Regions from separate parts of the Homo sapiens genome. Here regions 2 and 3 are each linked to region 1. Evidence: chromatin contacts called from ENCODE Hi-C or POLR2A ChIA-PET data. All regions are on one chromosome and are shown on one strand. The core of a region is the stretch at or near the end of the contact, and the rest is flanking DNA. Distances in the headings are between cores, read along the strand shown. Region 1 overlaps PHLPP1 (PH domain and leucine rich repeat protein phosphatase 1). Region 2 overlaps PHLPP1 (PH domain and leucine rich repeat protein phosphatase 1). Region 3 has its middle 280 kb from the start of PHLPP1.

Evidence for each region. A loop is a pair of places that touch in the nucleus more often than their neighbours do. ChIA-PET counts read pairs that join two places held with the same protein, here RNA polymerase II (POLR2A). Pooled maps may share reads with other maps.
Region 2: a loop to region 1 is called in a map of PC-3, with 2.3 times the contacts of the local background. The contact joins two enhancer-like sites. A Hi-C loop is called at or near these places in 4 of 168 maps with a recorded cell type or tissue (CD8-positive, alpha-beta T cell, PC-3, dorsolateral prefrontal cortex and 1 more) and 2 of 50 pooled maps. POLR2A ChIA-PET finds 5 or more read pairs at or near these places in 1 of 52 experiments (MCF 10A).
Region 3: a map of HCT116 shows a loop between it and region 1 (3-fold over the local background). The contact joins two enhancer-like sites. A Hi-C loop is called at or near these places in 1 of 168 maps with a recorded cell type or tissue (HCT116). POLR2A ChIA-PET finds 5 or more read pairs at or near these places in 1 of 52 experiments (activated CD4-positive, alpha-beta T cell).

What each region holds. Positions count from the first base shown.
Region 1 is chr18:62,934,360-62,938,253 of GRCh38, forward strand. The region is part of intron 10 of PHLPP1 (PH domain and leucine rich repeat protein phosphatase 1); the gene reads left to right. Among named protein-coding and RNA genes, the nearest start is that of PHLPP1, 220 kb to the left of the region's middle. Within about 2 kb of position 1,377, at least 4 of the 41 ENCODE cell types and tissues checked have a DNase peak (open chromatin) inside an H3K27ac peak, as active enhancers do; they include dorsolateral prefrontal cortex, where a contact is called at or near this core.
Region 2 is chr18:62,977,058-62,981,298 of GRCh38, forward strand. PHLPP1 (PH domain and leucine rich repeat protein phosphatase 1) reads left to right here. Exons shown (of 17, transcript NM_194449.4): 17 at 1,205-3,376. The coding sequence ends at 2,374. Among named protein-coding and RNA genes, the nearest start is that of PHLPP1, 260 kb to the left of the region's middle. Within about 2 kb of position 2,319, at least 2 of the 41 ENCODE cell types and tissues checked have a DNase peak (open chromatin) inside an H3K27ac peak, as active enhancers do; they include dorsolateral prefrontal cortex, where a contact is called at or near this core.
Region 3 is chr18:62,996,873-63,001,072 of GRCh38, forward strand. No RefSeq gene overlaps it. Among named protein-coding and RNA genes, the nearest start is that of PHLPP1, 280 kb to the left of the region's middle. Within about 2 kb of position 2,664, at least 4 of the 41 ENCODE cell types and tissues checked have a DNase peak (open chromatin) inside an H3K27ac peak, as active enhancers do.

The DNA of each region.
Region 1 (3,894 bases), core at 127-2,626:
GTACATATATACCATGGAATACTACACAGCCATAAAAAAGAACAAAATTATGTCCTTTGCAGCAACATGGATGCAGCTGGAGACTGTTATCCTCAGTGAATTAATACAGAAACAGAAAAATACTGCACATTATTTCTTAATACATGGGGGCTAAACAGTGTATACACATGGCCATAAAGCCGGAAACAAGAGACACTGAGGACTCTGAAAGAGATAAGGGATATACGGTTTGAAAAACTACCTATTGGGTACTATTTGGTGGTACCCAAATATTTGGGTGATGCCTAAATGCCAGCATTACACAATTTACCCGTTTAACAAACCTGCACATATACCTTCTGAATCTAAAATAAAATATACATGTACTTGAACTTAACTTACCCCCAAAATGGAAACAACCCAAATGTTCCTCAGCTCATGTGTGGATAAACAAGGTGTAGCCATATGTGAATTATGAATTATATCTCAATAAAGCTGTTAATAAAAAAATAAGGAAAATAGTACCTCAGGTATGGAGGGATACTTCTTTAACATTATATACACACACACTTAGTCCTAAAGCCAATTTCTTAATGGGGAAACCCCATTGGTATTTCTACTAAGATCAGTAACAGGACAAGAAAGCCCGTTATTTTCACTCTTATTCAATATTATATTAGATATATTAGCCAGGTAATTAGACAAGAAAAGATCAATTAGAGGCATGAGCGTTGGGTAAAGAAGAGAGAAACTATCTCTATTGCAGTTAACATGATAGTATACTTGGAAAACCCTAGAGAATCACTGATAAATGAATTCAGACAACAAAGTATTTCAACAAAGTAGCAGGGATATAAAGTTAATATGCAGAAATCAAAAGCCTTTGTATACACAAACATAGCCATTGGAAGACATATTATATTGGTAGTGAAAATCCCATTTAAAATAGCATCAAAGGAGGTTACTTAAGAATAAATAAGAAATGTGCAAAAACTGTATGAATAAAACGTTAAAACACTTCTGAAATTTGCAAATTTGAACAAATGAAACAATATTCCTTGTTCTTAGATAGGACGACTTAATATTATTAAGATATCAGTTTTTTGTAGATTACTTTGCAAATTTAACACAATCATCATGTAAATACCAAAATGCTTTTATGATCAAGTTAGACAAATTGATGCTACTGTTCATATGGTTAAAAGAATCATATAAGAATAGCCGGGAAAACACTGAAAAAGTAAAACTATTAATACAAGGGAGAGACAAACCTTACCAGACAGCTAAACATGTATGTTTTAGTTCTTTCTGCTGAGAAGAAGGCCTAGAAATAGTGACACGCCAGTACCAGGAAGTATATCTAACATCAAGACCTTGGTTTTTGGCCGGGTGCCATGGCTCCTGCCTGTAATCCCAGCACTTTGGGAGGCCGAGGTGGGCGGATCACCTGAGGTCAGGAGTTCGAGACCAGCCTGGCCAGTGTGGCAAAACCCCGTCTCTACTAAAAATACAAAAATTAGCCGGGCTGGTGATGCATGCCTGTAATCTCAGCTACTTGGGAGGCTGAGACAGGAGAATCACTTGAACCCAGGAGGTGGAGGTTGCAGTGAGCCGAGATCAAGCCATTGCACTCCAGCTTGGGCAACAGAGCAAGACTCCATCTCACAAAAAAATAAAATTAAATAAAAAGACTTTGCTTTTTAAGTATCATTCTTCAACAAAAGGAATCAGGTGTCCTTGGAAACAGGATTGAGTGTAGGGCTAGAGCAGGCTGAATACAAGATGAGCCCAAAAGTAAAGAAATGCTCACAAAATGACGGGAGCATGTCAAAGGATGCGTGAGTCAACTTGAAGGAGCTCCCAGTGGCCACATTTGGGACAACGTGAGCAAAAAGTACACAATGATAGTAATAAATTCTATCCAGCAGAATAAAATAAACATCAATATGACCATACTGAAATAAAGCAAGTAATTAGGTAAATAAATTGGGAGAGCTCTTGTAGGATAATTCCATTTAACAAACTGTAAGTAGAGGGAATCATGAAAATAGAAAAATCACTTGGCAAACAACACAGAAATGATTGTTACAAGCACAAATGCTAAATTAATGGGCAAAAGTATGAGAAACAGAAGAGTTTCATAGTCTCAAATGATCTCTCCACACGTTATTTAATTACAAAAGAAAAAATTATTACTTTGCAGTGGAGATGCTTGGCAGACACCACCTTAACCAAGTAATCAAAGTTAATATCTCCAATAATAAGACATTGGCCTCACATATATCCTGATGTGATGCCCTGAGAAGGGCACAACCTCTGCGATATTTTTGCCAAAAACGCATGACCTTACTCTAATGATGATGAAACATAAAACCTAAATTGAGAGACATTTTACAGAATGTTTGTCGAGTACACTTCAAAAACATCAAGGTCATCTAAGATAATAAGACTGATTGGAGAAGAAAGGAGGACTGATAATGAAATACAACGTGAAGTGTCAGCCTTGTGAAGATAGATGGAACTGTCAAAAGTACTTTGTTATAAAAACAAGCAATAATAAGAAACTTGGAATGTTTACACTTCTGGAATGCTTCGGAGACAGAAATCAGAGGGTTGCCTAAAAGTAAGAGTTTTGCTGGGGTTAGACAGTTGTGACTATGTAGAGTTTTAATGGTATATAAGTCCCAGTACAGATTTCCAGAAAAATCATTTTTACAATACCTGGTATGTCTACAAATAGATAAATCTGTTATGGTACCAAATCCTGTGCCCTGTTTCTAAGAGAATTTGGCTGTAAAATTTAAGGGTGTGCTGGAAATTACTAAAAAGCAAACAAAACAAAAAATATATAGATGAGTCAAATGGACAGAATATGCCAAGGAGAGCAGAGCAATTGCTCAAGAAGCAGGAAATGGATTTGTCTCACTGTTGTTGCGGGTGACTTTCCAAACACTTTAGGGCAGGAGCCATATCTGTGTGTCTTTTCTCTGAGACTTTTGAACTCTATGCTGAGAGAAGTTCTTGAGTACTGTGCTATTTACTAACTTGTTTTAAGAATTGAGTTTGAAATGCTGTGCACACGTGGTCTTCACATTACATGCAGGTGCCCTGCTTGACCCTCCAGCTCTTTTAGAAAAAAAGGACCTATGAAAATGTCCCCACAAAAAGGTTTTTATAATTATTTTTCAACATTTGAATTTTGGAGACACATGGTAGAAAACTGTGGACTTGAGACTGATGAAATCCGAGTTTTATTTCTGTCTCTGCCACTAGTTACTATTGAGCCATTGCCAAATAATGTTACTTTCTCAGCTTTGAGTTTTGTCTTTCGTGAAATATGAGAGGTTATATCTCTGGGGTGATGGAAAAATCAAATGAGATAGAAAATAGTGGCCAGGTGCAGTGGCTCACACCTGTAGTCCCAGCACTTTGGGAGGCCTAGGCAGGTGGGTCACTTGAAGTCAGGAGTTCGAGACCAGCCTGGCCAACATGGTGAAACCCTGTCTCTGCTAAAAATACAAAAATTACCTGGGCATGGTGGTGCATGCCTGTAATCCCAGCTACTCAGGAGGCTAAGGTGGGAGAATTGCTTGAACCTGGGAGGCGGAGGTTGCTGTGAGCCAAATGCCACTGCATTCCAGCCTGGGCAACAGAGCAAGACTCTGTCAAAAAAGAAAATAAAAAAGAAGAAGGAAGAAAGGTCTGTGGTGTCTGTGGAATCTACAAAGTACCTTACAAATGAAAAGAAAACAGTCATATGTTACTGCTTTTTCTCTAATTAGAAGAGGATTGCATAGTGAAAAATGTTATATGGATGAAGCATGAAACAGCTGTTGGCACATTAAACCATCTTTTTTATAGTATACTTATTACAAAATTCTGTAAGGAAGAAGCTTGAGGATAGTTATCACATCA
Region 2 (4,241 bases), core at 1,069-3,568, 44 kb after region 1:
CATGCTTTGGGGACAGATTATGTCAGTAGAATCAAGGCAGTTTAAGGTTGTGCTTGAAGCCCATCTTACTAATTTTACTAATAGGAATGCTTACCTGCTTATAAGTGTGGTGTGGCAAAGTTGTGTGAGAAGCTGGGAAAGACATCCCTAGGACAAGTAAACACCTTGCCAAATCCCAAATAAAGGGAAGTGGTAGGACTGGAAAGGAAATGGATATTCTGTGGAAGAAACACTTTGTCATCCCAGACAGGGATTTGTCATAATGAAGCCTTTCCTGGAAAGAAGTGTTAAAACTAGGGCATGTAGAGGTATGTCATGGACCTGAGAATCTCAAAATTTGAAGAATAAAGAACCAAGCAGGTACACGTGGCAAAAAAAAAAAAAAAAAAAAAAAAACCCAGGTCTTTTTATTGGCAAGTGGTCTGGCACTTTGGTAATTGATTTAAATAGCATGCACACAGCTGAACTAAAGCCAGCAGATCTTGCCTTCTCCATTGGTCAACAGGAAATCAAGTTCAAGGAAGTTGTAAGAATTGGCATTTCTTCTTTAGCATCTGTTCTCCTGACATGAGCATTCTTACCCACCTAGTCAAACCAAGGTTTTCTCCACCGCTTAAGTACTTTCAAGTCCTCTCTGGACCTTTAGACACTACTGCCTCTTGTGATCATGGAGAGCAATGGAAGATTTAGGAGCATTGTCTTGATATATGCCTGCGTCATGTGTCTTTGCTCAGGACTGGCTTCTATCAGAAAGTCTCTTGCTACCTCAGAGTCTTCCTACACCCAGCCCGTCTGAGGGCCGATCCTTGATCACCATGTTCACCAAGGGAGGGAAGATGTAAACCCATGTTTACAGGAGGAGCTAGCCAGCTATGCTTGCTGTGTAAGGCTAGATGATGGCTTGCTTTAGATAAACAGCAGGACTTGTGACCTAGTGTGAATGGGGTCCCAGTAACACACATAACCGAAATCTTTTCCTTTTGTCCCTACTGCTCCTTACCTGCCCAGGCCTACTACCTGGGGTTTCTGATGACAGGTGCACATTAACTACTCACTACAGAGTGAGCCCTTCTTTCCTCTGTGGGCCACACAGCACTTCTCTGTGGTCCTACAGTCGAGACAGTCGAGGGACCCGCAGGGAACCTGCACAGTTGCCGCAGGTGCTCTGTATTAACTGTCTGTCTGCAAACCCTTGTTCTTCCAGGATGGCAAGGTGAACGGAGTGACTGAGTCCACGCGCATCCTGGGCTACACCTTCCTCCATCCCAGTGTGGTGCCTCGCCCCCACGTGCAGTCCGTGCTCCTGACTCCCCAGGATGAGTTCTTCATCCTAGGCAGTAAGGGGTTGTGGGACAGCCTGTCCGTCGAGGAGGCCGTGGAAGCCGTGCGCAACGTGCCCGATGCCCTGGCTGCTGCCAAGAAGCTGTGTACCCTGGCCCAGAGCTACGGCTGCCACGACAGCATCAGCGCTGTGGTGGTGCAGCTCAGTGTCACTGAGGACAGCTTCTGCTGCTGCGAGCTCAGCGCCGGTGGGGCTGTGCCACCACCCAGTCCTGGCATCTTTCCTCCCTCAGTGAACATGGTGATCAAGGATCGGCCCTCAGATGGGCTGGGCGTGCCGTCCTCCAGCAGCGGCATGGCTTCCGAGATTAGCAGTGAGCTCTCCACTTCTGAGATGAGCAGCGAGGTGGGGTCAACAGCCTCCGATGAGCCCCCGCCCGGAGCCCTAAGCGAGAACAGCCCTGCCTACCCCAGTGAGCAGCGCTGCATGCTCCACCCCATCTGTCTGTCCAACTCCTTCCAGCGCCAGCTATCCAGCGCCACGTTCTCTAGCGCCTTCTCCGACAACGGCCTTGACAGTGACGATGAGGAGCCCATCGAGGGCGTCTTCACCAACGGCAGCCGGGTGGAGGTGGAGGTGGACATCCACTGCAGCCGGGCCAAGGAGAAGGAGAAACAGCAGCACCTGCTTCAGGTGCCAGCAGAGGCCAGTGATGAGGGCATTGTCATCAGCGCCAACGAGGATGAGCCAGGTCTGCCCAGGAAGGCAGACTTCTCTGCCGTTGGGACCATTGGGCGCCGGAGGGCCAATGGCTCTGTTGCGCCCCAGGAAAGGAGCCACAATGTGATAGAGGTGGCTACAGACGCACCTCTTCGAAAGCCTGGAGGCTATTTTGCTGCCCCGGCTCAGCCGGATCCTGATGATCAGTTTATCATACCCCCGGAGCTGGAAGAGGAGGTCAAAGAAATCATGAAGCATCACCAGGAGCAACAGCAGCAGCAGCAGCCGCCACCACCCCCTCAGCTCCAGCCGCAGCTGCCGCGGCACTACCAGCTGGACCAGCTGCCAGATTATTACGACACGCCACTATGACCCAGCCGAGCTGTTTAACAAATAAACTAACCACAAAAGACTGAGTTGCAAGAGTCTCCCAGGCTCACATTAAACCAGGGGTTTTACTCCACATCCTTCCCCCAGACACTGTTCCCAACCTGTCATCGCAGCTAATCTGTAGGTTCTCTTTCTTTGGGTTATTTTTTTAAGTAATCACCACTTTCTTCTAGTGATGCTTTACCAATATGATTTACATTTGTTAACTTCTCCCCCTAACATATCAGATATGTAAAGACAAAGAACAAAAGGTTTAATATATTACAGAGAAACAGTTAATGATAATGTAATATTTTTTAAAATGGCTTTTTGTTGTTTGTTTGGAAGGCAGGGCAGGCTGCCGTTGCTAAATGATTTAATAATATTGTAATTCTGTATTTCTTTGGGGGGAAAAGGCTTTTGTTTTGTTTTGTTTTGTTTTGTTTTGTTTTTGTCTTGAAAATAATAGACATTTGTAGAATATGGAGACTAACTCCTAGGAGTTGCTTTACTCTGTCAGGTGACTTAAGTCACTGGGATTCACTAATTTTCTCTGAGAGAACAGCTGATTGAGAATTTCCATTGTAAATAGCTCAGTGTTGTATAGTGAGGCTTACGATGTTTTGTAGTCTTGGCGTAAGGACACAGCCCAAGTAACTGACGTTTCCCCTCCCCCTCCCCTCTGAGGAGCCTGCCTGCCTCACAACTCACCCTCACTTCACTGAATGAGGAGGCTGAGCAGCTGCAGTGTTTCTGTCCGGAGGAAATGGATCTTAGGCCACTGGACAAGAACCTGCACCCAAGGGCCCTGAACCCATTTTCCTCCCCTGTCCCAGCCTTCCCACTTTGACAGACACTTTTAACTGTGTTCCTTACTGCTGCCACAATCAGCATGGTTGTATAGTGCCCCATTAGGCCATTTACATACCCAGAGTTATACTCAAGCAGAATGCACAAATGGACATGTCATAATTTTTGTTACAATAAATATGAAATTTACAAGTATTTACAAGTATCTGCTTTTGTCTCAGCAGCCAGATGTTTCTTGGAGACAGTCACACTAGCTTGCGTTTAGAAAGAATGGATGGAATATTGGGGTTATCAGATATTTCTGATTTTTTTTTTAAGAGAAAAACATCCAGTAAGTTAACCTACATTGAATGAAATGTGAAATTAACCAAATGGTAAGCAGTATAATTAGCTGATCTTACAGCTTTTCTTTTCTTTTCTTTTCTTTTTTTTTTTTTTTTGAAATGGAGTCTCGCTCTGTCTCCCAGGCTGGAGTGCAGTGGTGTGTTCTCTGCCCACTGCAACCTCCGCCTCCCGGGTTCAAGTGATTCTCCTGCCTCAGCCTCTGAATAGCTGGCATTACAGGCACCCGCCACCATGCCCAGCCAATTTTTGTATTTTTAGTAAAGATGGGGTTTCACCATGTTGGCCAGGCTGGTCTCATACTCCTAACCTCAAGTGATCTGCCCACCTCAGCCTCCCAAAGTGCTAGGATTACAGGTGTGAGCCACTGTGCCAGGCCTGATCTTACAGCTTTTCTATTTCTTCTTATGACTTAGGGTAAGATGTTTGGGTACTTCTTAGGGAAGATGTGAGAAGGGGGATAGACAGAGGTTGCATAGATAGGGGAGATCCCTGGACAACTTTACTCTCACGAAGCGAAGTTTTCAGTTTTCCTGGGGGGCCTGTAGCTCACATAAGCAGGTTAACCTGCCTCTTACTTGGACAGGGTCAATCAAGCTGGTTGGCTTGCCTTCCACCACCAGCAGGAATCGTGTAGGTGCAGCGGTGTGTACTTAAGAAAGCCAGTATTCCCAGCTACTAGTCAACTGCATTTACAGACAGGGACCTCCGCCTTCAC
Region 3 (4,200 bases), core at 1,414-3,913, 64 kb after region 1:
ACGAAATAGGGGCACGTTCTCCAGTGGTTCTTATGGGATGTTTGGGAAGTGGCCCATGGAGAAGTGGGGTAACGACACCCCCGGCAGGGAACAGGTGTTTCAGGCATGTGAAGTGTGTCCTGACCCCTAACGGCTTCTACTGGATGATTCTGCATTTTTTGACATCTTCCTAGATCACGTGTAAGTGAGAATTGTCCTCCTGCCTCCTTAAAATAATTATTCTTCTAAGAATCAAAAATGATTAGATCTTAAGGAACTTTTTCTAGGCAAACAATAAGAGGAACATATCTTCCTCTATTCTTCTTTGATGTTGAATTTAGTATTGTTTAAGTAGTCTGGCATAAACTGGTAACTGTTGGTGGATTTCAGTGTCTCTTATGTACTTTAAATACCATCTGTCTGGTGCTAGCGCAGTGTCTACTGTCTTTCTGCCTGTGAATATGTAATAGGCATCACAAACACATCCCGTCCAAAACAGAACTCCCGGTTTGCTACTCCAAACTATTTCTCCCATAGTCTTTTTCATCACAAAAATGTCACCATTATCCACTCATTTGCTCTGCCCTAAACTCCAGGGATCATCCTCGATTCCTTTTTCCCTCCCTACTCTGACTTTGCACAGATGATTCATTGACAAGTCTGTTTCTTGCTTTCTTTCTTTCTTTCTTTTTTTTTTTTTTTAAGACAGAGTCTTGCTCTGTCTCCCAGGCTGAAGTGCAGTGGTGTGGTCTTGGCTCACTGCAACCTCTACCTCCCGGGTTCAAGCAATTCTCCTGCCTCAGCCTTGCAAGTAGCTGGGATTACAGGCACCTGCCACCATGCCCAGCTAATTTTTGTGTTTTTAGTAGAGACAGGGTTTCACCATGTTGGCTAGTCTTGTCTCGAACTCATGATCTCGTGATCCGCCTGCCCCGGCCTCCCAAAGTGCTGGGATTATAGACATGAGCCACTGCGCCCAGCCTCTGTGTGTGTGTCTGAGATGGAGTCTCGCTCTGTCACCCAGGCTGGAGTGCAGTGGCGCCATCTCGGCTCACTGCAACCTCTGCCTCCCGGATTCAAGCAGTTCTCCTGCCTCAGCCTCCCAAGTAGCTGGGATTACAGGCATGCACCACCATGCCCGGCTAATTTTGTATTTTTAGTAGAGACAGGGTTTCTCCATGTTGGTCAGGCTGGTCTCGAACTCGTGACCTCAGGTGATTCGCCCACCTCGGCCTCTCAAAGTGCTGGGATTACAGGCGTGAGCCACCACGCCCAGCCTCATTTTTAAAAAGACATATCCCAGCCATCCACTTCTGTCTGTCTCCACAGCTCCTGTAAGCTACCATCACCTCTCATTTGCACTTCTGTAGGAGGGTCCATTATGCACCCACAGCCATCTATTTCCCATCAGAGCCATCATTGTTAATGCACATCATGCCAGATTCCCGAGGGGAGGTCTCCAGTGGCCTTCCATCATTTTAGAATACAACCCAAACTCCTCATCAGGGCCCCCGTGGTCTTATGTGATCTGTCCACCTCCCAGCCATGGGCTTTTGCCCTCTTGCCCTCACTCCACCCTCTGGCCCCAAGATTCTCAGCCTCAGCACCAGGCACATTTCAGTCCAGATCATTCTTTGGTTGGGTGCTGTCCTGTGCATTGTGGGACAGTTAGTGCCATCTCTAGCCTCTACCTACTAGCTGCCACTAGCATCCTCCCACACTGCCGACAGCAACACTGTCTGCAGACATTGCCAGATATCCCCTGGGAGGCAAAGTCACCCCCAGTTACAGTGACTGGTCTAGTTACACCGGCTTCCTTCCTGCGGCGCGAGCCTGGCTGGTCTCCATTTAGACCCAGTGTAGTCGCTCTTCTTCAGTCTGCTGTGCTTCCTCCGAGAGTGTTGTGTCAGCTCCTTCTCTGTTCTGACCTCAGCTCAGATGTTGCCTCCCCACAGGGTAACTGAAGGGTCTTCTTTGACCACCCTGACTTGGAAGGCCCTCCCTTCCAAGTCACCCCACATTACATTACTGCATTTTAATTTCTTCCTGTCCTTCATCAATATCCGAAATGATCTCATTTATCTGCCTGTTCACAATCTCCCCATTAGGTTGGAAGCTTCATGAGAGTAGAAACTTACCTGTCTAAAGTGTCCCTAAAATGACCAACAGTGCCAGGCAGATAGCGGGTGCGTGGGAGACAACAGCTGTGGAGTGGAGACATCAATAACATATTTCTCCTTTACTGAGGTTCCTAGAAGGTTGGGGAGTGGTGGCATGGGGCTGCTTGGGATCATTCCAGGGTGTGATGACCTGAGAAAGTTGTGGGAGTAGGGGGGCTTGTTTTGTTTTTTGTTTTGTCAGCACCTTCTAGGCTCAGCCATCTTCTTCTGATGAGCTAAGTGCCAGGGGTCTCTGGTGAGTGACCCCACAGATCTTACCCAGAGGTGCCACACAGCCTTCTTGGCTCTGATAGAGGGGTCACTTCTGGAATAGCCTAAGCAGAAGTGCAGCAGGCCGAGAATAGCCTGGTCTTGGAGAGGTTTTTGACTAAAAGAGGTCATTGAGTGTTGTGTCTGGTCCAGGAAGCTAATCCAGGAACAGGAAGGTGCTGTACTGGGAGCCAAGGCATGGAGGCCAGAGCCTCCCTCCCTCCCGCAGAGCATGGCGCCCAGCCCGTCCTCCTGACTGCCCCGTGCTCTTTGCCTCCTCCCTCTCCAGGTCTCATGTGATGTGTTTCTGTGCGGCTGCTGGCCCAACCTCTTGACTCTCCTCTCTGCCAAATACCAAGGCCAGCTCTGTCTCCTTTTGACCTCCGAAGCTGTGGATACAGTGAATCACTTTTTCTCCTAATTGTCTCCTCTATTCTTGGCAGACTTCCTTAAAAGAAAAAAATCAATCGCAAGATTAATATTAACCACAAAGGACATGTTTTTCTACTTTTTTTTTTACATCTGATTTTTCAATCTCAATCGATTCAGTTTGTTGCAACTACAATAGATGATGGTTAAATATTAGAGGCAGGAGCTTGGTGGCAAAGGCATATTGATAGAATTTATATCAAATACTGAAGTTTGCAACATAAAAATGAATCACTTTATTATTTCCTATAGACATGCAGCTGCTCAAAACAGCATGCTCCCAGGTCACAAATGCGTGTATCGATTAGCATATAACACATGCCTATTGGCCTTGAGCTAAGCATCCAGGACTCTATGGCCCTTGTCCCCCAGGAGGAGGAAATTCAAGCAAAAGTCTTTGGTTCTCACTGCAACAACATCCATGTGTGCGCCCAGCCTGGGATACCTGGTGTCTTTGGACTCCTGAGAGTTCGTCATGTTTATAGCTCTGCAGTATGCTCCTGAGGACAGATGCTGTCACTCCAGGTGCTTCTCCACCTGGACAGACAGATCTCAGTGACAACGCTGAAGAAATAAATTTAAAAAGGAATTGGAGTCCCTGCGCAGTGGCTCACGCCTGTAACCCCAGCACTTTGGGAGGCGGAGGCGGTCGGATCACGAGGTCAAGAGATCGAGACCATCCTGGCCAAGATGGTGAAATCTTGTCTCTACTAAAAATACAAAAATTAGCTGGGTGTGGTGGCGGGCACCTGTAATCCCAGCAACTTGGGAGGCTGAGGCAGGAGAATTGCTTGAACCTGGGAGTCAGAGGTTGCAGTGAGCCGAGATCGTGCCACCACACTCCAGCCTGGGCGACAGAGCCAGACTCTGTCTAAAAAAACAAAAAGAGAGAGTTTTGAAATCTTGGTAGAATATACTGGTTCCATGGGAAGCTTTTTGTCTCAAAAAGGACGCTAAACCTTGTATGTCTTCTTTGGGGCTGACTCCAGCACAAAACCCACTTCCAATTCACAAATGTGAAGAGCCATTTTGTTCCAGGAAAGCCATGAAGTAAGGTGAATGCACATGTTTAGGCTGAAAGGCAGTCTTCTGTCTGGTTCTCTACAGCTCTCCTCTCCCCCATCCAGGTAAGCACTGCTGACATCTGACACGTACTGCCCTACTGCCTGGGCCCCCCACATCTCCCCATGCTCATGGACACTCATCATTGTTACCTGCATGCATATCTATTTTCATCATGCAATTCAAGGTGTAGGATAGATCCTTTGTTGCCTGAGCCACTTGAGTTGGGTTGGTTATGTGCGTATGAAAGCATCCTAACCCACAGAAGCTCACGCGGGAGGAAAGCTGTGAAAGGGACAGC